Linked DNA regions of Homo sapiens: region 1 is linked to region 2. Evidence: read pairs that join two places in POLR2A ChIA-PET (ENCODE). Cell type or tissue: PC-9. All regions are shown on one strand. Links, peaks and the distances in the headings refer to the core of each region. The heading gives the core; the rest is flanking DNA.

What was found. Peaks named below come from ENCODE experiments on the same cell type or tissue, not always from the same donor. Only the 100,000 strongest peaks of a DNase experiment are listed, where the experiment ranks them.
Region 1: POLR2A ChIA-PET joins it to region 2 with 6 read pairs; 2 of 35 experiments call an interaction of 5 or more read pairs at or near these places.

The regions. Positions count from the first base shown.
Region 1 is chr16:15,039,250-15,049,400 of GRCh38, reverse strand. NTAN1 (N-terminal asparagine amidase) reads left to right here. Exons shown (of 10, transcript NM_173474.4): 2 at 1,302-1,404; 3 at 1,481-1,546; 4 at 1,851-1,959; 5 at 4,994-5,067; 6 at 7,725-7,778; 7 at 8,280-8,333; 8 at 9,335-9,432. It also overlaps a transcript of PDXDC1 not described here. Among named protein-coding and RNA genes, the nearest start is that of NTAN1, 12 kb to the left of the region's middle. In PC-9, for the core only: no CTCF peak of the experiment used is centred there; a DNase peak (open chromatin) is centred at 5,800.
Region 2 is chr16:16,167,233-16,180,271 of GRCh38, reverse strand. It overlaps ABCC6 (ATP binding cassette subfamily C member 6), which reads left to right. Exons shown (of 31, transcript NM_001171.6): 18 at 1,307-1,474; 19 at 2,646-2,820; 20 at 4,286-4,361; 21 at 6,868-6,988; 22 at 10,419-10,626. Among named protein-coding and RNA genes, the nearest start is that of ABCC6, 50 kb to the left of the region's middle. In PC-9, for the core only: no CTCF peak of the experiment used is centred there; no DNase peak of the experiment used is centred there.

The DNA.
Region 1 (10,151 bases), core at 2,152-10,151, 1.1 Mb after region 2:
TTTGAGTTATTTCCTTAGGACAGATTTCCAGAAGTGAAATTACTAGGTTAGGGACTAAGGTAAAAAAGCGGAGGCCAGGTATGGTGGCTTATGCATGTAATCCCAGCACTGTAGGAGGCCAAGGTGGGTGGATCACTTGAGTCCAAGAGTTTGAGACCAGCCTGGGCAGCATAGGGAGGCCCCATCTCTACAAAAAGTATAAAAATCAGCCAGGTGTGGCGGTGTGTGCCTGTACTCCCAGCACTTTGGGAGGCCAGGGTGGGTGGATTGCTTGAGCCCAGGAGTTTGAGACCAGCCTGGGGAGCATAGGGAGACCCCGTCGCTACAAAAAGTATAAAACTCAGCCAGGTGTGGCGGTGTGTGCCTGTACTCCCAGCACTTTGGGAGGCCAGGGTGGGTGGATTGCTTGAGCCCAGGAGTTTGAGACCAGCCTGGGCAGCATAGGGAGGCCTCATCTCTACAAAAAGTATAAAAATCAGCCAGGTGTGGTGGTGTGTGCCTGTACTCCCAGCACTTTAGGAGGCCAGGGTGGGTGGATTGCTTGAGCCCAGGAGTTTGAGACCAGCCTGGGGAGCATAGGGAGACCCCGTCGCTACAAAAAGTATAAAACTCAGCCAGGTGTGGTGGTGCAAGCCTGTAGTCCCAGCTATTTGGGAGGCTAAGGTGGTAGGATCGCTTGAGCCTGGGAGGTGGAGGCTGCAGTGAGTTGAAATTGTACCACTATACTCCAGCTTGGGTGACAGAGTGAGAGACTGTCTCAAAAAATAAAAAAGAGGGGATGTGATTTCAGAGCCATCCATCCACTATTCCTGTGTAATCTGATTCTCTTTACAATGGTAAAATTGTTAAGAGTCTCACACTCTTTAGTAAAGAACTGTGATAGCTGGGTGTGGTGGGTCATGCCTGTAATCCCAGCACTTTGGGAGGCCAAGGCAGGAAGATTGCTTGAGCCCAGGAGTTCAAGACCAGCCTGGGCAACATAGTGAGGCCCTGTGTCTTTAAAAAACAAACAAACAAACAAAAAACTATAATAAAGGATTTTTGCATCTCATTTCATAGGTTACTATGACATCCGATTTCATAGGTTAAAAAAACCACCGCGCAGAACCGCATCGTTTTCTCTGCATTGTTCTGAATGACCGTGGCTGCTGCCTTTTTCTTTGAGCCTCTCTGTCCACTAACACACTCCCCACACACTAGCGTGCTGCCCACGCAGAGCCCACTTTGGCTCTCTCCACATCTTTAGTTTTTCCATCCTCACTAATTTACATCACTATTTTATTTTTTTTTTAATTAAACAGGAAAGAGCCAGACTTCTCAGAGGTCAGTCTGTTCAACAAGTGGGACCCCAGGGCCTTCTGTATGTTCAGCAAAGAGAGCTTGCAGTGACCTCCCCAAAGGATGGTAGGTTAGGAAGCAGTGAATTGGGCGTTATCCCAAAAGGCTATTGGATATTTTATTTTATTTCTTTTTTAAACAGGCTCCATCTCCATTCTGGGTTCTGATGATGCCACTACTTGTCACATTGTGGTCCTGAGGCACACAGGTATGATGAGAGAGGTGAAGGAAACCATTACTTAAACTGACCCAACCTTTGGGACCATTGAATTTCTCGTGTTGAGTTTCCTGGTGTCTTGTTGGAAGCGGACTCCGCTTACCTTTTTTCTGGTCTGCATGGTGTCTCCCTGGTGTCCTGGTCAGAATGGGTTGGCTGGGGAGCACAGACCTGTCCGTTTTTCCCCTACAGGATATTCAAAGATGAGGCGGTCCGGAGGGACAGGCGGAGTCTCGGCCTGCGCACTGCACTCGCATCAGGGAATAACTTGAGTCCTTTCACCCTTGTTCTTCAGGTAATGGGGCCACCTGCTTGACACATTGTGACGGAACCGACACCAAAGCTGAGGTCCCCTTGATCATGAACTCCATAAAATCCTTTTCTGACCACGCTCAATGTGGAAGGTGAGATCTACGCTGCTCTCATAGGTGAATTGAGATCTTGGAACCGTCGCATACAGGACGTGGCTGTGGAAGCTGTTAGGGGAACACAGGATGCCACCACTGCCGTGTCTGCCTCGTTCCCCTGGAACAGAACCTGGCACGACGTGGGCACTGCGTCAGCAGTGGTTGAGTGAATGAGTGGGTGCTGGGCACAGGCAAGGAGTCTGTGCTGGATTTGAGATGGAAGGCTTGACTTTGAACTTGATGTCGTCTCAGGAACGTCGAGGTTGCGATTTTCACATCGTTTTGCTCTCCCCCGGGTGTGGTAGCTCTCCATGCAGTCATTCCTCCCGCAGTTGCTTGTTAAATGCTTCCTCTCACCTACACCTTGTAGTTTCTAGGGACACAGCAGTGAAGAGTAGACAGAAAGCCCGGCCCAAGGTGTTTGTATTCCGAAGCCGAGAGACTGTACACAAGATGGGGTGTTGGGTGGTGAGGCGGGGCTGTGGAGAAAACGAGGCCAGGAAGATGTGGGGACCGCTAGGGGGCGAGGCATGTAGTTTTTTTTCTTGTTCTCTTTTTGTTGTTGAGATAGGGTCTTGCTGTGTCGCCCTGTCTGGAGCACAGTTGTGTGATCTCAGCTTACTGCAGCCTTGACTTTGTGGACTCAGGTGATTCTCCGACCTCAGCCTCCCAAGTAGCTGGGACCACAGGTGTACACCACCATACCCAGCTAGCTTTTTTTTTTTTTTTTTTTTTTTTTTTGGTAGAGACAGGGTTTTGCCAAGTTGCCCAGGCCGGTCTTAAACTCTTGGGCTCAAGTGATCCTCCCAGCTGAGGGGTATAGTTTTAAATTCCAGCAGATTGGTAGTTTCCCCAAGGATTGCTGGATAAGAAGCGGCCTCTAGCCTGGGTGCCCCCACAGCACCTCATCCTCTCTCACTGCAGTAAAGTAGCCGCTGCCTCCATTTGACAGAGACGGGCAACTGAGGCTCGATGTGCTGGAGCACACAGGAGCTAGGTGGAGGCCGACGACACAGGCCTGCTGTCAAGACCACTGTTCACACACCTGTCCCCTCTCCTTGCTCTTTGTGGAGACCTGGCAGGTGTTGCTCTCATTTTACTGGAAGTCTAAGGCAGCCATTGAGTGAACTACTCCCATCATATACGAAGGCTTAATCCTAGGAGTCTAAAAAGGAAAGAGAGAGTTCTCTGGGAGAGATTTGCTAGTCAATACTGGTCGATTCTAAATTCTCCCTCTGTGGTCTGTGCCAAGGCTGGGCTGGCTTCATGGACACGTGACCCATGCAGGCCCAAAATGGTATTTTCATTTTCCTATCATCTTGGCCCCCGCAGGGGGACGTAATCAATGCCATTATGTTGCCACACACTCTGCTCCGTGGTTCTCAGAACGTGCTTGTCAGCTCTTCCTGATCTGTTGTAGAACTGTGATCGCTCAGGGAGTCAGAGGCAAACCTGGTGGCCCAGTGGCAAAGCCATGGTGGTCGCAGCTCTCCTTACTGCTACTACTTGGAGTTTATTATGAGGCCCCTTGAGGCTGTGCCCTATGTTGGGTACATCCAAGCTTCTGGTTCATCCCTTAGGAAGATTTTGTGTCTGAGAAGGCAGCGTAAAGTCTGGCAACACTTTGCCGAGCGTGAATTCGCCCACTTGACGGGCTGTGGAAAAGGGGGTTAGTAGATGAGTGTGGGAAACACTGGGTTCAAGAAAGTTAGTTGGATTTTTCAGTCGCAGGACTTCTCAAGAGCTTCACTGTGCAATGCGCAGTGTGACTCCTAAGGAGGGCTTCCAGCAGGCAGTTGCCCAGTCTTTTTGTTTTGTTTTGTTTTTGTTTTAGAGCCGGGGTTTCACCCTGTCACCCAGGCTAGTCTCAAACTTCTGGGCTGAAGCATTCCTTCCACCTCTGCCTCCCGCGTAGCTGGGAATAGAGGTATATGCCAGCACACCTGGCCTCAAACCTTTTTTTTTTTTTTTTGAGACAGAGTCTGGCTCTGTCACCCAGGCTGGCATGCAGTGATGCAATCTTGGCTCACTGCAACCTCTGCCTCCTGGGTCCAAGTGATTCTCCTGCCTCAGCCTCCCGAGTAGCCGGGATTACAGACGCCCACCACCACGCCCAACTTACTTATTTATTTTTTCCCCCTGAGACGGAGTCTTGCTCGATTGCCCAGAGCTGGAGTGCAGTGGCGCGATCTCAGCTCACTGCAACCTCTGCCTCCCAGGTTCAAGCAATTCTCCTGCCTCAGCTTCCCGAGTAGCTGGGATTACAGGTGTGCCACCATGCCCGGCTAATTTCTTTTCTTTTTTTTTTTTTTTTTGAGATAGAGTCTTACTCTGTAGCCCAAGCTGGAGTGCAGTGGCACGATCTTGACTCACTGCAACCTCTGCCTCCCAGGGTCAAGCAGTTCTCCTGCCTTAGCCTCCCAAGTAGCTGGGACTACAGGCACATGCCATAATGTCCAGCTAATTTTTTTTTGTATTTTAGTAGAGATGGAGTTTTACCTTGTTGCCCAGGCTGGTTGCAAACTCCTGAGCTCAAGCAATCTGCCCGCCTCAGCCTCCCAAAGTGCTGGGATTACAGGCGTGAGCCACTGCGCCCGGCCTAATTTTTGTATTTTTAGTAGAGATGGGGTTTTACCATGTTGGCCAGGCTGGTCTCAAGACTCCTAACCTCAAGTGATCCGCCCACCTCAGCCTCCCAAAGTGCTAGGATTACAGATGTGAGCCACTGCACCTGTCCTGTGCCTGTGCTCTTCCAGAGCAAAGTTCCCCACTGGTGCATGGAGGCGGCATCACATTTGTGTTCAGATACGGATCCCCTCAGTCATCAGGGCCCCTGGGCAGGGTCCCCAGAAGCTCGCCACTGGCCTTGGCAGTGTGCTGCCGATACTTTCTTTTGCGGTGGCACGAAGATGACCTGCAGCTCTGCTGTAGAGCAAGTGTTCATGGAAACTGAGAATGAAAGTTCAAAGTGAGACCAGCGCACGCACCGGTGTCTTCTTCTGGCCTCTGACCCGTCTCATCTCTTTGCCAGGCTGGAAGTACACCTTGTTGGAGGCTTCAGTGACGACAGGCAGTTGTCACAAAAACTCACTCATCAACTTCTTAGTAAGTTCATTTTTTTTTTCTTTCCCCCAAATTGGACATAAATATGTACCCATATTTGCTTGGGTTAAAAATCCCAATTGGTACAAAACCCAAGAAGGGCACACCCACTTGGAGCAGCACAGAGAAACAGACTGCCCAGCTTGGAATTTCACAGAAAGACTGAATGCGTGGAGCTCATGTGTAGGGAGGGGTAGCAGGGCTGGGGACAAGATTTTCTACTAAAACAGCAGTGAACACATTCCAAAATAGTAAGTGCTCTGAATTGTGTGAAAGCAGAGCCACCCTCCCTCCTGGCAAAAATGTCCATTTTAATCTGCAGAAAATTAAAACACTGATGATACCATTTTTTCCCTATTAGCAAATTTTTTCTTTTTTTTTCTTTTTTTGAGATGTAGTCTTGCTCTGTTGCCCAAGTTGGAGTGCAGTAGCATGATCTCGGCTCACTGCAAGCTCTGCCTCCTGGGTTCAAGCAATTCTCTTGCCTCACCCTCCTGAGTAGCTGGGATCACAGGCGTGCGCCACCACACCCACCTAATTTTTGTATTTTTGGTAGAAATGGGGTTTCACCATGTTGGCCAGGCTGGTTGTGAACTCCCGACCTGGTGATGCACCTGCCTCGGCCTCTTAAAGTGCTGGGATTACAGGTGTGAGTCACCACACCTGGCCTAAATTAGCAAATATTTTCAAAAAAGAAAGAAAGAAAACATTGTCGTGTGTTGACTAACCACCAGGCCATGAAGCAAGCTTACTCATATGATGGTACAGCCTGTCTGGGAAGCAATTTGGCATCATGACTGAAGGCCTCACTCTGCCACTCAGGCTGTAGTGCAGTGGCGCCATCATGGCTCACTGCAGCCTCAACCTACTGGGCTCAAGTGATCCTCCCTCCTCAGCCTCCCAAGTAGCTGTGACTAGGTGCATGCCACCATGCCCAGCTGATTTTTAAATTTTTTGTGGAGACAGGGTCTCGCCATAACTCTTAAAAAAGGTTCATATCCGGCCGGGCACGGTGGCTCATGCCTGTAATCCCAGCACTTTGGGAGGCCAAGGCAGGTGGATCACCTAAGGTCAGGAGTTCGACACCAGCCTGGGCAACATGGTGAAACTCTGTCTCTACTAAAATTACAAAAATTAGGCCGGGTGCGGTGGCTCATGCCTGTAATCCCAGCACTTTGGGAGTTCAAGGCAGGCCGATCACTTGAGGTCAGAAGTTCAAGACCAGCCTGACCAACATGGAGAAACCCCGTCTCTACTAAAAATACAAAATTAGCCAGGCATGGTGGTGCATGCCTGTAATCCCAGCTACTTGGGAGGCTGAGGCAGGAGAACCGCTTGAACCCGGGAGGTATAGGTTGCGGTGAGCTGAGATCACACCATTGCACTCCAGCATGGGCATCAAGAGCTAAACTCCATCTCAAAAAAAAAAAAAAAAAATTAGCTGGGCATGGTGGCGCACGCCTGTAATCCCAGCTATTCAGGAGGCTGAGGCAGGAGAATCGCTTGAATCTAGGAGGTGGAGGTTGCAGTGAGCTGAGATCACACCACTGCACTCCAGCCTGGGTGACAGAGCGAGACTTCGTCTCAATAAATAAATAAATAAATAAATAAATAAATAGTTCATCCTTTGACCCAGTAATTCCCCTTGTGGAAATATATGCTAAGAAAATAATCTGAAATGTGCATAGAGATTTGAACCTGAAGATGAGCGGTAGAACATTACTTATAACAGGAAATCTGGTGTCATCAGAATAATAATTATGTAGTCGCTAAAAAATAACACATGAAAGGGTGAGAATTACATGGGAAAATACCTATGCACAAGCAAATCAGGATATAAAATTGTCGACTGGGCGCAGTGGCTCATTCCTGTAATCCCAGAACTTTGGGCAGCCGAGGCAGGTGGATCACTTTAGGTCACGAGTTCGAGACCAGCCTGGCCAACATGGTGAAACCCCATCTGTCTCTACTGAAAATACAAAAATTAGCCAGGCATGGTGGCGCAAGTCTGTAATCCCAGCTACTTGGGAGGCTGAGGCAGGAAAATCGCTTGAACCTGGGAGGTGGAGACTGCGATGAGCAGAGATCGCTCCACTGCACTCCAGCCTGGGTGACAGAGCAAGACTCCATCTCAAAAAAAAAAAAAAAAAAGATATAAAATTGTCTTTATAGTCAGCTCTGCTGAGCTTAGAAAAATATGGAAGAAAATACACTAATTATTAACAGTGTTAGGATTATGGACATTAAAAACCGACTTCCTTATGTTCTCTTGTATTTTTCAGATCTGTTACAGTGGCCAGATTTTTGTTTTTGTAATTCTGATAATCAGGAAAACAGTTTAGTTAGGAGAAAAGTAAAAATCTTATAAATCCATGGGTCCCCGCAAAACTCTCAGAATGAAGAGAAAAATGGGAAGGCTCAGCCCAGGCTCCTTCGGGCCTGAGGCTGAGAATGTGGCCATCTCCTGGCGGTCAGGGTTCTGTGGTGTCAGCTCCCTAGTGTCTGGCCCCATAGGCCAGGCTGTGGCAGTGTGGGCGCGGGCTGTAGGGCGGAGCACACTCAGTTGGCTGCCGTCCCTCCCTGTCGTTGGCTTGCTCAGCAGTTTGTTCTGGTAACTAGAGGAACTTTTCTGACTTCTGGTCTTAAAATTCTCATCATAGGTGAATTTGACAGGCAAGAAGATGACATTCACTTAGTGACATTATGTGTGACAGGTAAGTCCTGCCATTTGCCCCAAAGCAAAGATGTGGGTCTCAGGACCGTTTTGTCCCCAGTCTTGCAGTGGGCCCAAGCACCGGCACACACTGCTGTCACTGCTTGGCCACCATCTGTTCCGGCTCTTCCTGTGGTGGGATGGCCTTCCCCTTCCCCTTGCCCTCGTCCACCATCTGCCGAGCCTCAGTTCCAGTGCAGCCCCCTCGTCTACCAGGAAGGAGGGCACTGGATCTCAGAGGAGCTGCCACCCGTGTGGCAGACAGGGTGCACAGAGAAGGTGGGGTGGGAGTGGGGACCGATTCTGCAGCTGCCAGTTTGTTCAGTATAAACCCCCCTGCCTTGGGACAGGGTAGGGAAACAGGGCCACAATCCCTTTCATTTTCTGGAATTTTCCTCCCTTTCTGCATCGAGGAGCTCCTCCTTCGCCTTTATTATACAAAGTAAAAATAATCATTTGGTATTTCTTTAAAAAGTGTATCTTAAACATTCTTATTTTGTAGAATTAAATGACCGGGAAGAAAACGAAAACCACTTTCCAGTAATATATGGCATTGGTAAGTAGTGTGCATCTTTTGTGGGTTGGAGTCTTGGTCACATGTGCAGTTAAAGTCTAATTCAGCAAACCAATGACCCCACTGCTGTCAGGATGGGACAGCTTTGGGTTCAGATCCCAGCTACTCCGAACATCTGCTGTGAGGCCTTGGGCAAGTAGCTTAACTTCTCTAAGCTTTACCTATAAAACTGAGATAACATTCACTTCTTAAGACTTTGAAGAAGCAACGTGGTAGCAAATAGAAAGGACAGGCCATGCCCACCCTTCCCAGGAGCTGGGAAAGTGCCTGGTTTTGTTTCCCTCTCCCCCCAGCACCCCAGGCCCGGCGTGCTTTTCTCCTGCCAGTGCTCTGGGGGAGGAAGGCAGGCACTGGAATCCTTTTATACATCAGGAACTGAGGAAGGTTTTGCTTGAGAACAGAAATCCTCCAAAGTGTAAAACTCTTAGGCTAGAGAAAACCTAGAACCATCCTCCCTGCTTGGCAGCCCCAGGACTCCCGCGGAAAAGGCATCATGGAATCGGCTCTATTTCCGAGGGCTTCTGCTGTAGCGGTGATACTTGATTGATTTAGCTGGGTGGTAGGTACACAGTGTTCACTGTTCTATTCTCTGTAACTTCGTGTATGTATAAAATACTAAATTGTGAAGATTCAAACAGAACGATCACAGTTCACCCAGCCACCCCTGGCCGTACACCAGTAGGGATGACCAGAGGTTTTGCTACATGTCCGACTGAAGGAATGGCTGCCTCCCATGTGGAAAGCAGCTCTTGGTTTAGAACAAAATCTCACCGAGTCCAGCTCGAGCCTCAGCGATTTTCACCGAGATGCTTGGGGTAAAGGTTGCATTTTCCCCCTCCAGGGAGGGGGAAGTCCAGATACTTAGGAGCCATTCTGTTCACTTTCCTATCTTTCTCTTAGGAGTGGTGGTAGAAATGTAAGACTGTGCAGACTTTCCGCTTTGGTCTTTTGTCAATTCAGAGTCATCCTGTTGTCCCTCACAGCTGTCAACATTAAGACTGCAGAGATTTACAGAGCATCCTTTCAAGATCGGGGTCCGGAGGAGCAGCTTCGTGCTGCGCGAACTTTAGCAGGAGGACCAGTGAGTTTCAAATCATCTTTGTTAAGGGGTTAAAAAAAAAAAGGCATCAAATGTCAAGGCCTTAAGTTTTTGGGATCTTAGAAAAGTTTATGCTGTCAGCTTCTTTATAGCCGTACATTATCAGGGACCAGCACATACATATACCCCTCCCCACACTTGCTGTCTCAAAATAGTAATGAACATCTTTAGGTCATCAGCTCCAGTTCTCTGCCTAAAAGGTGTGGGAGGTAAGTGTGAACCCCAGCATCCGAATTCAAAGAGAACAAACTTCTGTTACTTTGTAAGAGCTTTTCTATAAAGTTCTACAAAGAGAGGAGAACTGGGACGCAGGAGAGAGGTTTCTCCCCTCTGCACTCAGGACTATGCATTCTTTTGGACCGGGTCACTGAAGAGCAATTTGCTGGAACAATTTAATTAACCCAAAATAATGATCAAATTAATTTAAAGTCTGATTCCCTTAGGGTGCTTAATTAAATTACACTGTAATTTTAAAAGTTAGAAAACTGAAAACCCAAGGTTTATATGCCATTTGAGGAATGGGTGAAAGAATTCTTTAAAAATGCTCAAAGTGTGAAAAAACGGAAATCACATTCAGGCCACCCCAAAGAAATCTTCTCATTTATGAAATGCTGATGTTTTCACTGGGAAATGTGTTTGGATTCGGAGCCAACCCTTTTAACATTTTTAGGACTTCTCAAGGAGTGTAACAGGCCTAGTTT
Region 2 (13,039 bases), core at 3,594-11,593:
GGGTCCCCAACCCCCGGGCCATGGATCAGCACCAGTCTGTGGCCTGTTAGGAACTGGGCAGGCAGCACAGCAGGAGGTGGGCAGAGGGCAGGCGAGTGAGGTTTCATCTGTATTTACAGCCATTCCTTATTGTTCCCATCACCGCCTGAGCTCCACCTCCTGTCAGATCAGTGGCAGCATTAGATTCTCATAGGAGCACAAACCCTACTGTAAACTGCACATGTGAGGGATCTTATGAGAATCTAATGCCTGATGATCTGTCACTGCCTCCCATCATCCCCAGAAGGGACTATCTAGTTTCAGGAAAACAAGCTCAGGGCTCCCACTGATACTGCATGATGGTGAGTCATTATATATTACAATGCAATAATAATACAAGTAGGCCGGGCGCAGTGGCTCACGCCTGTAATCCCAGCACTTTGGGAGGCCAAGGTGGGCGGATCACCTGAGGGCAGGAGTTCGAGACCAGCCTGGCCACCATGGTGAAACCCCATCTCTACTAAAAATACAGAAACTAGCCAGGCGTGGTAGTGGGTGCCTGTAATTCCAGCTACTCAGGAGGCTGAGGCAGGAGAATTGCTTGAACCCAGGAGGCAGAGGTTGCAGTGAGTCAAGATCATGCCATTGCACTCCCAGCCTGGGTGACAAGAGCAAAACTCCATCTCAATAATAACAACGACAACAGCAGTAATAATAATAATAGAAGTGCACAATCAACGTAATGTGCTTGAATCGTCCTGAAACCATCCCCCGGGCCATCCCCCTGCCCCCAGGTCCATGGAAAAATCGTCTTCTACAAAACTGGTCCCTGGTGCCAAAAAGGCTGGGGACCACTGCCCTACAGGTATCCAAATACCACTTGTGCCCCTCGAATAGTTACAACTATTACATATCAATGAAAACTAAAAGAAAACAATTAAAATTTAAAATACAAAAGTAGGACTGAAAAGCTGCCACTGGATGAGGGAATAGGGAAATGGATGGTGGTCTCAGTGGAGAAAGGGAAACAAGAGTTGGACTCAAAGAGATAGAGAGAGTGAGCAGGAGGAGACAGAGTGGATTGGGAAGTGTAGGTAACTCCTCCAGGAAGCGTGCTTGGGAAGTGGAGAAGTGAGGTCGGGTAAGGATGGAGGCATTGTTGGCTTGAGAGCGAGTGCCTTGGAAGCTGGGCCTGTCCCCAGGGAATAGGCATGTTGAGCTGTACCTCACCCTGATGGGCAGGTGTGCCCTGACCTGCCACAGCCTGGGCACCCCAGTTTCACCCTGTAGATGCTGACTCAGGCCACTGTTCCTTTTGTGGCCACAGGGCATGAATCTCTCCGGAGGCCAGAAGCAGCGGCTGAGCCTGGCCCGGGCTGTATACAGAAAGGCAGCTGTGTACCTGCTGGATGACCCCCTGGCGGCCCTGGATGCCCACGTTGGCCAGCATGTCTTCAACCAGGTCATTGGGCCTGGTGGACTACTCCAGGGAACAGTAAGTTTGGGAACATGTGTCAGACAGTACAGGGCAAAGGCAGAGGAAGCACTTAGCATCCAGTCCTAACCCAAGTTTATCTCACCTCCCCCTTCCACTTGAGTCCAATTTCCTCTTTGTATTGGTCAGCTTTTGCTGTGACAATGCTATGTAACAAACAACCCCCAGATCCCAGCAGCTTACAACAGCAGGTGTTTCTTCCTTATGGATCTGTGATTTAACTACTACAGCTTTGCCTTGGATGATTGGCCAGGGTCAGATGTACTCCTTGTCTTCTTGTTTTGAGACACAGGCTAAGGGAGTCCCCTCTGTTTCTCTATTTGGATATGCTGTTTACAAGAAAGGCGGCAGGAGCACAAGAAGGGGAGCTGTCCCCACTCTGAGTCCAGGGACAATACCCCCACCCCAACCCCCAGCTCAGGAGGCTGGCCAAGCACATGTGTGTAACTTTTTTCTTTTTCTTTTTTTTTTGAGATGGAGTCTCGCTCTGTCTTTCAGTCTGGAGGGCAGTGGTGCGATCTCCGCTCACTGGAAGCTCCGGCTCCCGGGTTCACGCCATTCTCCTGCCTCAGCCTCCCGAGTAGCTGGGACTACAGGTGCCCGCCACCACGCCCAGCTAATTTTTTGTATTTTTAGTAGAGAAAGGGTTTCACCATGTTGGCCAGGCTGGTCTCGAACTCCTGACCTCAGGTGATCCATCTGCCTCGGCCTCCCAAAGTGCTGGGATTACAGGCATGAGCCACTGCGCTCGGCCGTACATTTTTTTTTTCTTTCTTTCTCTCTCTCTCTCTTTCCTTCCTTCCTTTGTTTCTTTTCTTTTCTTCTTTCTTTTCTTCTCTTTCTTTCTTTCCTTTCTTGACAGAGTCTTGCTCTGTCACCCAGGATGGAGTGCTGTGGTCCAATCTCGCCTCACTGCAAGCTCCACCTCCCAGGTTTAAGTGATTCTCTTGCCTTAGCCTCCAAAGTAGCTGAGACTACAGGTGTGCGCCACCTCACCTAGCTAATTTTTGTATTTTTAGTAGAGATGGGGCTTAGCCGTGTCAGCCAGGCTGGTCTCGAACTTCTGGCCTCAAGTGATCCACATGCTTTGGCTTCCCAAAGTGTTGGGATTACAGGCATGAGCCACTGCACCCGGCCACATGTGTGTAACTTCTACCCCTTCCCTGCCCAGACACGGATTCTCGTGACGCACGCACTCCACATCCTGCCCCAGGCTGATTGGATCATAGTGCTGGCAAATGGGGCCATCGCAGAGATGGGTTCCTACCAGGAGCTTCTGCAGAGGAAGGGGGCCCTCATGTGTCTTCTGGATCAAGCCAGACAGCCAGGAGATAGAGGAGAAGGAGGTACTAGGTGGGCTTTGCTGATTCTCCAGGCCTGGCTCCTGCCACCCTTGGGGGAAAAGGCTCGAAGGGTCCTACTGGCATGAATGGAGTGCTCTGGCCACACCCTGTCTGCAGGCCTAGGCCTGGAAGCAGACAGCTCTCTTAATAGGTCACCTTTCTCCAAGAATAGCCGATAACATCATCCATGAGCCAGGGGTTGTGCTAAGTGCTTCTGTAAAAAATACACTATTTCATTTGATTCTCACACATGCCCCAGAGGCATGTGAAGTTATTGCTGTCATTTTACAGATGAGCAAACTGAGGCAAAGAGAGTTAAATCACTTGCCCAAGGTCACAAGATTAGAACTTGAGTATGTCCAGCTCCAGAGTCTATGCTTGCAGTTGCTATGGAGACAGCCCAAGAAGGACTTTGATGCCTAGCAAGCTACACCATGCTAGCTAGGGTTTCTAATAATCCAGAAAAACAGTGTGCTGGATACATGGCAAGGTTCTGGAAGTAAAGTTGCCAAGCCAAGCTCACTCACAATGACTGAAAAGTAGCAACTAACAGCACATCACAGAGGTTAGCTCATTTAATCAACATAATGCCCCTGTGAGGCTGGTACTAGAATCATTTCCATTTCACAGATGAGGAAACTGAGGCCCAGAAGTTAAGGAACTAGTCCCAGGTTACATGGCTTGTAAGTGGCAGCACTGGGATTTGAACCCAAGCAACTTGATTCCAGAGAATGTGTTTTTTAATTGCTACCCTCTACACTATCCCTTCATGACAAAGCAAGGATTCACATCCAGGTCTCCCTCAATCTCAGGCTTTGCTTCTTCTGAGAACATCTGCTTAGCACTGGCCCAACCTGGTTAAAACCTTAAGTGTTGATTCACAATGTCACAGTCCTGAAGCTTGAAGATAGAACTTGCCTGTTTGTGTTGGTCAGCTTTTGCTGTGATGATGCTGTGTAACAAATAGCCCCCCAAATCCTAGCAGCTTACAGTAGCAGTTACTTGTTGCTTACAGGTCTGTGGTTAAACTACTACAGATTTGCTTTCAGTTACTGGCCACACCTGGGGGATAGTGGTGGGGAGGTGTCCTTCCTAGGGGAGATGGTACCTGAGGGTAGGTGAGAGTTAGCCAGAAAAAAGCATTCCAGACACAAGGAACTGCTTGAGCAAGGCTGTTGGGGGAAACAGAGGTAACTTGACTTTGTACAGTGTTAAATGCTGTTTTTCCAACCTCAAGTTCATAGTAGGTGCTCAGTTATCACTGATTGAAGAAATGAATGAGTGAGTGAATGCCTGAAGGATGTTCCTGGAAGAACTCAGAGTGGGGTGTTGAGAGAGGTTGCTGGAGACGTGGCAGGAGCCAGATCAGGGGAAATGGATGGTCAGAGCGGTTAAGGCCACATAGTCAGTGGGTGTCAAAGTGGGTATCTGGGCCGTGTTGCGTGACAGGACTCTCTTGACCTTGCAGAAACAGAACCTGGGACCAGCACCAAGGACCCCAGAGGCACCTCTGCAGGCAGGAGGCCCGAGCTTAGACGCGAGAGGTGAGTCCACCATGGTGCCACACTCAGAAGGGCACAGGCTGAAGCTGAAGTAGCTGAAGGGACCACCCGCATCTCGGGCAGTTAGGCGGGCAACCAAAACCATTATGGATAGAGAACCTGCTGAAGTCCCCCCCATGGTGCCCTGCTGAGGGATAATTTACCAAAATTGGTCCAGTTAGCCAAGATGATTAGGCCCCTATAAGGCCAGTTCATGGAATGAACAATATGCCTTCCAATTGATGGATGTCTTCAAGTGGGCCGAGGCCAGCTTGCTGGAGTTGTCTGAATGCTGCAGTAGGGCAGGACTGGTTCCTCCCCATAGCTGTAAACCACCATGCCAGGCCTGGCCACTTATGCTTTGACAGGCTGGCTATGCACAGGGCTTGGGTCTGTATGCACAGCATCACTTGACGCTGGCCAGAACACGTGGGCAAGGGGCCAGGAGGAGGCCTCCGGTCCCCTCTTTTCTCAGCTCCCTCCAGCCAGGACACAGCTGGGCTCACTGTGGAGCTGTCGGCAGCAGAAGGACCTGCTGCCTGATACTCTCCCCTCTTAATGAGAGGGGTCTTGGGAAGCAGAACAACAGGCCACTGATACCAGATGGCCTGAGCTTAAGTGCCTGCTATACAGGGGTGGTGGGCGGCAGCGATCTTGAGGGGCCTCAGTCCCCAGGGACCATTGGGGCTGACCCCCATCCCAGCTAGCCACCCTGAGGGCACTTCTCAATCACACACACACTGAGAAATCCCACCACCTTCACAGCGCACAAGAATCTGAAGTAAGATCAGATGGATAGGTAGTCATGTTAAAAGAAAACCAGTAGACACATTAAGGCTGGGCATGGTGGCTCACACCTGTAATCCCAGCACTTTGGGAAACTGAAGCGGGTGGATCACTAGCTAGAGGTCAGGAGTTCGAGACCAGCCTGGCCAACATGGTGAACCCGTCTCTACTAAAAATAAAAAATAAGTAAATTAAAAAAAAAAAGCCGGCGTGGTGGCATGTGCCTGTAGTCCCAGCTACTCGGGAGGCTGAGGCACGAGAATCACTTGAACCTCGGAGGCGGAGGTTGCAGTGAGCCGAGATTGTGCCAAATTAACCTCTAGCAAATTTAATGTGTCTGAGGTTTTTTGTTTTTTGCGGGGGGGGGTTTTGAGACAGAATCTTGCTCTGTCGCCCAGGCTGGAGTGCAATGGCACAATCTCGGCTCACTGCAATCCCCGTCTCCCAGGTTCAAGCGATTCTCATGCCTCAGTCTCTTGAGTAGCTGGGACTACAGGCACATGTGACCAGGCCCGGCTAATTTTTGTATTTTTAGTAGAGACAGGGTTTTGCCATGTTGTCCAGGATGGTCTCAAACTCCTGACTTCAGGTGTTCCACCTGCCTCAGCCTCCCAAAGTGCTGGGATTACACGCGTGAGCCACTGCACCTGGCTAACAGAGGTTAACTAAGCAAAGAATGATCCGCACATCGGGCAGTCCCTGAACCAGAATACGTCCAGAGAGGCTCTGGTACAGCCACGGGGTCAAAGATTAATAGACAGAAAAAGGAAGGTGAAGGACAGAAAACAGAAGTGAGGTACAGAAACAGCCGGATTGGTTACAGCTCAGCGTTTGCTTTATTGGAACATGGTTTGAACGGTTGGTTGCCTTTGATTGGCTGAAACTCAGTGATTGACACAGGAGTAGGTTGCAGTCTGTTTGAGTCCAATTAGGTTACAGTTCACTATGTACGGGGAAAACCTTTAGGCCAAACTTAAAATATGTAAGGAGGCAGCTTTGGGCTAACCTCAATTTAATAGAAGGTAGGTAGACATGTATATGTAGATATACAGGTATGTAGATGAATGGATAAATGGATGGATGGATAGATAGATAATATTCCTATTTTTACAGCTGAGGAAACTGAGGCACAGAGGTTAAGTCAGCCCACTCATCCACAGATAAAACATTCAAAGAGTCTTTAGCATCTGAATTGTGCATAATTTATATTCTGCCAGTTGGACTGACAAATCTGATGGTATACAGTAGGAACAAAACAATTGCACGAAAGCTTAAGCCAAAATAAAAATTCTGAGAACAGGCTGGGCATGGTGGCTCATGCCTGTAATCCCAGCACTTTGGGAGGCTGAGGCAGGTGGATTGCTTGAGCTCAGGAGTTTGAGACCAACCTGGGCAATGCAGCAAGACCCCATCTCAAAAAAAAAAAAAAAAGAAAATTCTGAGAACAGAGTTCCAATGGTGGGCAAGTTAAGTTCATCCTGTGAATTGGCATCAGAAGAATGGGCTTGCTTGACCCTGGGGTAATAGATGGCATTTAGCTGGGTACCATATGGGAAGAAGGGAAGTGTGATATCTGGTCAGTATTCTGTTAGATAAATGAATGAATGAAAGAGTACAGAGTGTACCCAGAGCTCAGTGGCTGTCAGTGGGCCTGAGGGTTAGGCACATACACCCCACCATTGGGAGAGATACTGACTTTGTCTTCATTTCCTCTAAATGACAGGTCCATCAAGTCAGTCCCTGAGAAGGACCGTACCACTTCAGAAGCCCAGACAGAGGTTCCTCTGGATGACCCTGACAGGGCAGGATGGCCAGCAGGAAAGGACAGCATCCAATACGGCAGGGTAACCACCAGCTTCACCCACCCCTCCCCACCCACTGCTGCCACCTCCAGGGGCCCAAGTCTTCCCACCAAATGTAGCACTTGGCAGTGATACTCACCTTTCTTGAGCACCTACTATGTGCCAGTAGCATTCTAGATGTTCATTTTCTTAATCCTCACAACCACCCTAAAAAATAGATATGATAGGTCTATTTCAGACATAAAGAAACTGAATTCTTTTAAAATTTATTTTATTTTGATTTTGAGAAAGTGGCTCGCTCACTCACCCAGGCTGGACCGCAGTGATGTAATCATAGCTCACTGCAGCCTCGACCTCCTGGGCTAAAGCAATCCTCCTACCTCAGTCTCTCAAGTAGCTGGGACTACAGGCGTGTGCCACCATGCCCAGCTAATGTTTGTATTTTCAGTAGAGATGGGTTTTGCCATGTTGCCCAGGTTGGTCTGGAACTCCTGGGCTCAAGTGATCCTCTGGCCTCTGCCTCCCAAAGTGCTGGGGTTACAGGTGTGAGCCACTGTGCCCAGCCAAGAAACTGAAGTCTTAAACAGTTAAGAGACTTGTTTGTGTTTTCATATCTAGCCTGGGACACAACCTGGGACTCAAATCTAGGCCAATCTGAGTCTGAAGCTTACACTGTTTCTCATCTTCTATACTGCTATGTATCTCCACCCACCTACTTACCCATTCCATCATCCACCTAGATGCTCATCCACCCACCCACCTATCCATCCCACCCACTCATTTATCCATCCCATCCATTCACCTACCCACTGATTTATCCATCCCACCCACCCATTTATCCATCCCACCCACTCATTTATCCATCCATCCCACCCCCTCATTTATCCATCCCACCCACTCATTTAGCCATCCCACCCACTCATTTAGCCATCCCACCCACTCATTTAGCCATCCCACCCACTCATTTAGCCATCCCACCCACCCATTTAGCCATCCCACCCACTCATACCCATTTATCCATCCCACTCACTCATTTATGCATCCCACCCACTCATTTATCCATCCCACCCACCCATTTATCCATCCCACCCACCCATTTATCCATCCCACTCACTCATTTATGCATCCCACCCACTCATTTATCCATCCCACCCACCCATTTATCCATCCCACTCACTCATTTATGCATCCCATCCATTCATTTATCCATCCCACCCACTCATTTAGCCATCCCACCCACTCATTTATCCATCCCACCCACTCATTTATCCATCCCACTCATTTATGCATCCCACCTACTCATTTATCCATCCCACCCTCCCATTTATCCATCCCATCCACTTATTTATCCATCCCACCCACCCAACCACTCATTTATCCATCCCACCCACCCATTTATCCACCCACCCACCCACCCATTCATTTATCCATCCATCCCACCTACTCATTTATCCATCCCTCCCACCAACTCATTTATCCATCCCACCCACTCATTTATCCATCCATCCCACCCACTCATTTATCTGTCCATCCCATCCACTCATTTATCCATCTATCCCACCCACTCATTTATCTGTCCAACCCATCCACTCACCCACCTACTCATTTATCCATCCCATTCGCTTACCCATCCATCTATCCCACCTAACAATACATCCAACCATTCCCTCACCTATGCATCTGTCTGTTCAGCTGTTCATCCATTCATTGATCTTTCCATCCATTCATCCACTCATTCACACACCTACCTACCTACCCACCCGCTCATTTATTCACCCACCTACCCTCTCATCCATCCAGCAAACATGTACACAATACCCACTATGTGCCAGGCTAAGTCTGGTAGAGATTAGACACTAGTGAGGATAGACGGAGAGTAAATAATTATGCTAATAAGTAAGCTATGTCCAATAACAATAAGTGCTATAAAGAAAATAAGAATGATCAGGCGCAGTGGCTCATGCCTGTAATCCCAACACTTTCAGAGGCTGAGGCAGGAGGATTGCTTGAGGCCAGGAGTTCGAGGCTGCAGTGAGCTATGATCATGTCACTGCAATCCAGCCTGGGTGACAGAGTGAGACCCTGCCTCTTAAAAGAAAGAATGATGAAATAGAGACCACTGAGAAACCCTACCATGGTTGGTATGGACAGGATGCTCTGAGAAGTGACATTTGAGCTTCCCCAAAGAATGTGTGAAGGAACCAGTCATACAAAGGGCAGGAGAAAGAGCGCTCCAGGCAGAGAGAGCAGCAGGTGCAATGGCTCCGAGGTGGGAAGTAGCTTAGGGTGCCAGAGAAAGGGGTCCCATGAGGCTGGCAGGCAGTGAGTGGGGGCGAGATAAGAAGCTTGGAATTTCTTTCTTTCTTTCTTTCTTTCTTTCTTTCTTTTTTTTTTTTTTTTTTTTTTGAGACAGAGTTTCACTCTTGTCGCCCAGAGAAGAGTGTAATGGTGCAATCTCAGCTCACTGCAACCTCCACCTCCTGGCTTCAAACGATTCTCTTGCCTTAGCCTCTCGAGTAGCTGGGACTACAGGTGCCTGCCACCACACGTGGCTAATTTTTGTATTTTTAGTAGAGACGGGGTTTCACTACGTTGGTCCAGGCTGGTCTCAAACTCCTGAGCTCAGGTGACACACCCGCCTTGGCCTCCCAAAGTGCTTACAGGTATGAGCCACCCCTCCTGGCTGGGATTTCTTCTAAGAGCAAGAGATAGCCATGGACAGGCCAACGACAAGATATAATTAGATTAATGTTTTCAACAGTCCCGTCTGGCTGCAGCTGTGCAGAGAACTTCAGATTTGTAGGAGCAGGACCTTAAGCCAGTGGCTGAACCTCTCTGTGCCTCAGTTTCCTTATCTGTGAAATGGAGGTTGTTATAAGGAGAGACACATGCCTGACCTATGGTGGGTGTTCAAGAAAACCCTTCTAGCTGGGTGTGGTGGCTCACACCTGTAATCCAAGCACTTTGGAAGGCCGAGGAGGGAGGATCACTTGAGGCCAGGAGTCTGAGACTAGCCTGGGCAACACAGCGAGATTCCATCTCTTTAAAACTATGAAAATTAACAAAACATGGTGGTACAAACCTATAGTCCTGACTACTCGGGAGGCTGAGGCGGGGGGATTACTTGAGCCTAGGAGTTCAAGGCTGCAGTGAGCCATGATCATGCCAGTGTACTCCAGCCTGGGTGACATGGGCGACAAAGCAAGACCCTGTCCTCAAAAAAAAAACAAAAGAAAAAATATTAATACTAGCTCCCTGGGGATTGTATAGGAGATGGGGGTTCTAAGGCTGGCTGGGGCCTGTCGGGGAAATGGTGCTTCTGGTGGGAGGCACAGCGGGAGAACCAGTGAGGTCTGCGTGGTGGTCCCATCTGCCATGGGCATGTTTTCTGGGAGCCTCGCCTGGCCTTGCCTCAACCCACCCCTCCCACTGGGGGCTCTCTCTGCCTCCCTCTCCCTCATGTGTGCTACAGGTGAAGGCCACAGTGCACCTGGCCTACCTGCGTGCCGTGGGCACCCCCCTCTGCCTCTACGCACTCTTCCTCTTCCTCTGCCAGCAAGTGGCCTCCTTCTGCCGGGGCTACTGGCTGAGCCTGTGGGCGGACGACCCTGCAGTAGGTGGGCAGCAGACGCAGGCAGCCCTGCGTGGCGGGATCTTCGGGCTCCTCGGCTGTCTCCAAGGTACGCCTCACCTGCCCTCCTCATCCCTCTCCTCCCAGCTGCACCAAGGGGTGCTCAGGACTCCTTTACCCCACCCCTCCCTGGGTCACCCTGTCCCCCTGGAACAGTGTGCAAAACGTCTGGGGTCCAGGCAAAGATCTGCGTCCTTAAGATGAGGCTGGAGGGAACGGGAAGGACAGGGCACATCCCTCCTTTTCTGGAAGCTTCAGAACCTCTCCCAGTCCCTCCCCACTAGCGGAAGGCGTCTGCAAGGCCTGCCTGCTGGTGGCTTTCAGTGCCTGCCCCCAAACCTCCAGACAGAGCCAGACCCTCCCTAACAAATGCATCACCGCTATCACTCCTTCTTCTCCTCCTCAAAAATGGAAAGACTTCTTCTTGAAATAATTGTAGATTCACATGCAGTTCTAGGAAATAAGGCAGCCAGCTACCTTGAACAGTCTGCCCAGTTTCTCCCATTGGTGATATTTTGCAAACTGATAGTAAAGTATCACACAAAGGATCCTGACACCCATCAATCCATGGATCTCAATTATTTATTTATTTATTTATTTGTTTATTTTATTTTGAGACAGAGTCTTGCTCTGTTGCCCGGGCTGGAGGGCAGTGCTGCCGTCTCGGCTCACTGCAACCCCCATCTCCGAGGTTCAAGCAGTTCTCCTACCTCAGCTTCCTGAGTAGCTGGAAGCTGGGATTACAAGTGTGCAGCCTGGTTAATTTTTGTATTTTTAGTAGAGATGGGGTTTCACCATGTTGGCCAAGCTGGTCTCGAACTCCTGACCTCAAATGATCTGCCCGCCTCGGCCTCCCAGAGTGTTGGGATTACAGGTGTGAGCCCCCGCACCCGGCCCTATGGATCTCATTGTGATTTCCCCAGTTTTGCTTGCACGTGGGTGTGCGCATGTTTGCCTCTGTGCAGTCGTATCCCCTGTTCAGTCTCTCGCATCCATCACGATGGTTGACAGTTGAGATACTGAACAACCCCCTCACCACGAGGCGCTCTCGTGTTGCCCTTTTGCAACCACACCCACCCTTCTCCTGCCTCGCCCACCCTGTCCCCAACCCCTGGTTCTTCTCCTTTTAATACGTGGCCTGGCTGAAGGGAGTAACAGGAGTGCACATGTGAGTTTGGCTTCTTATTTATACACACACACACATATATATAGACTGGGTCTGGCTTTGTCACCCAGGCTGGAATGCAGTGGCACGAACTCGGCTCACTGCAACCTCTGCCTCCTGGGCTCAAGCAATCCTCCCACCTCAGCCTCCCGAGTAGCTGGGACTACATGCACATGCCACCATGCTGGCTAATTTTTGTTTTTGATAGAGACGGTTTCGCCGTGTTGCCCAGGCTGGTCTCAAACTCCTGGGCTCAGGCAATCCTCCGCCTCAACCTCCCAAAGTGTTGGGATCACAGGCATGAGCCACCACGCCCGGCCTGGCTTCATCTTTAAAGGACAGTTGCCTCGTTTTCATGTTGATTCGTCCTCATTCACTGGGTGACATTGGCCACATCACCAAAATGCTGTGAGCCTGTGACCTCCCCTGTAAAATAGGGGGCGCCAGGCCTGAACTTGAGGACTCTTCTAGTCCTAAGAACCTGTACACCTACTCACCACAACTGCATGTACAGTGGAATACTCAAGGCGAATGGTTACTTAACCAAGAGGAAATTAGGGATTCTCAGAGTCAGCCGAGCCCTGGAATTAACCCAAATCCTCATTTGGGTGGCAAATAGCCCTTTCAAAATCCTTCCACTTCCATCCCTCATTTGATAGCTAAGGGCAAGTCTTACTCTCCCCTAAAGATGGAGAGATGGGAGCTGAGAGAGAGAAATTGGTTATGACTCTCGAATACAAAGAATAAAAAATTCAGCTCCAGGCCAGATACGGTGGCTCATGCCTGTAATCCCAGCACTTTGGGAGGCCGAGGCGGGTGGATCACTTGAGGTCAGGAGTTCAAGATCAGCCTGGCGAACATGGTGAAACCCCGTCTCTACTAAAAATACAAAAATTAGCCAGGCATGGTGTCAGTGTTTGTAATCCCAGCTACTTGGGAGGCTGAGGAAGGAGAATCGCTTGAACCTGGGAGGTGGGGTTTGCAGTGAGCAGAGATTGCACCACTGCACTCCAGCCTGGGTGACAGAGCAGGACTCCGTCTGAAAATAAACAAATTCAGCTCCAATTCAAAGTGTTTAAGCAACAAGAGAATTGATTGGCTCTTGGGACCAGTATCCCTAGATTTCTGGCTTCAGGTATGGCTGGATGTAGGGGTCCAAACAAGAAATCGCTTTATTTCCCTCCTCTGTGACAGCTTCCTGTCCAGCTTAGCTGCTCCCCCTGGCAGTAAGATGATATTCCACGGCTCCAGCTTGGCTACCTCCAACAACCAAGTACCACTTTTCCAAAAGTTCTAG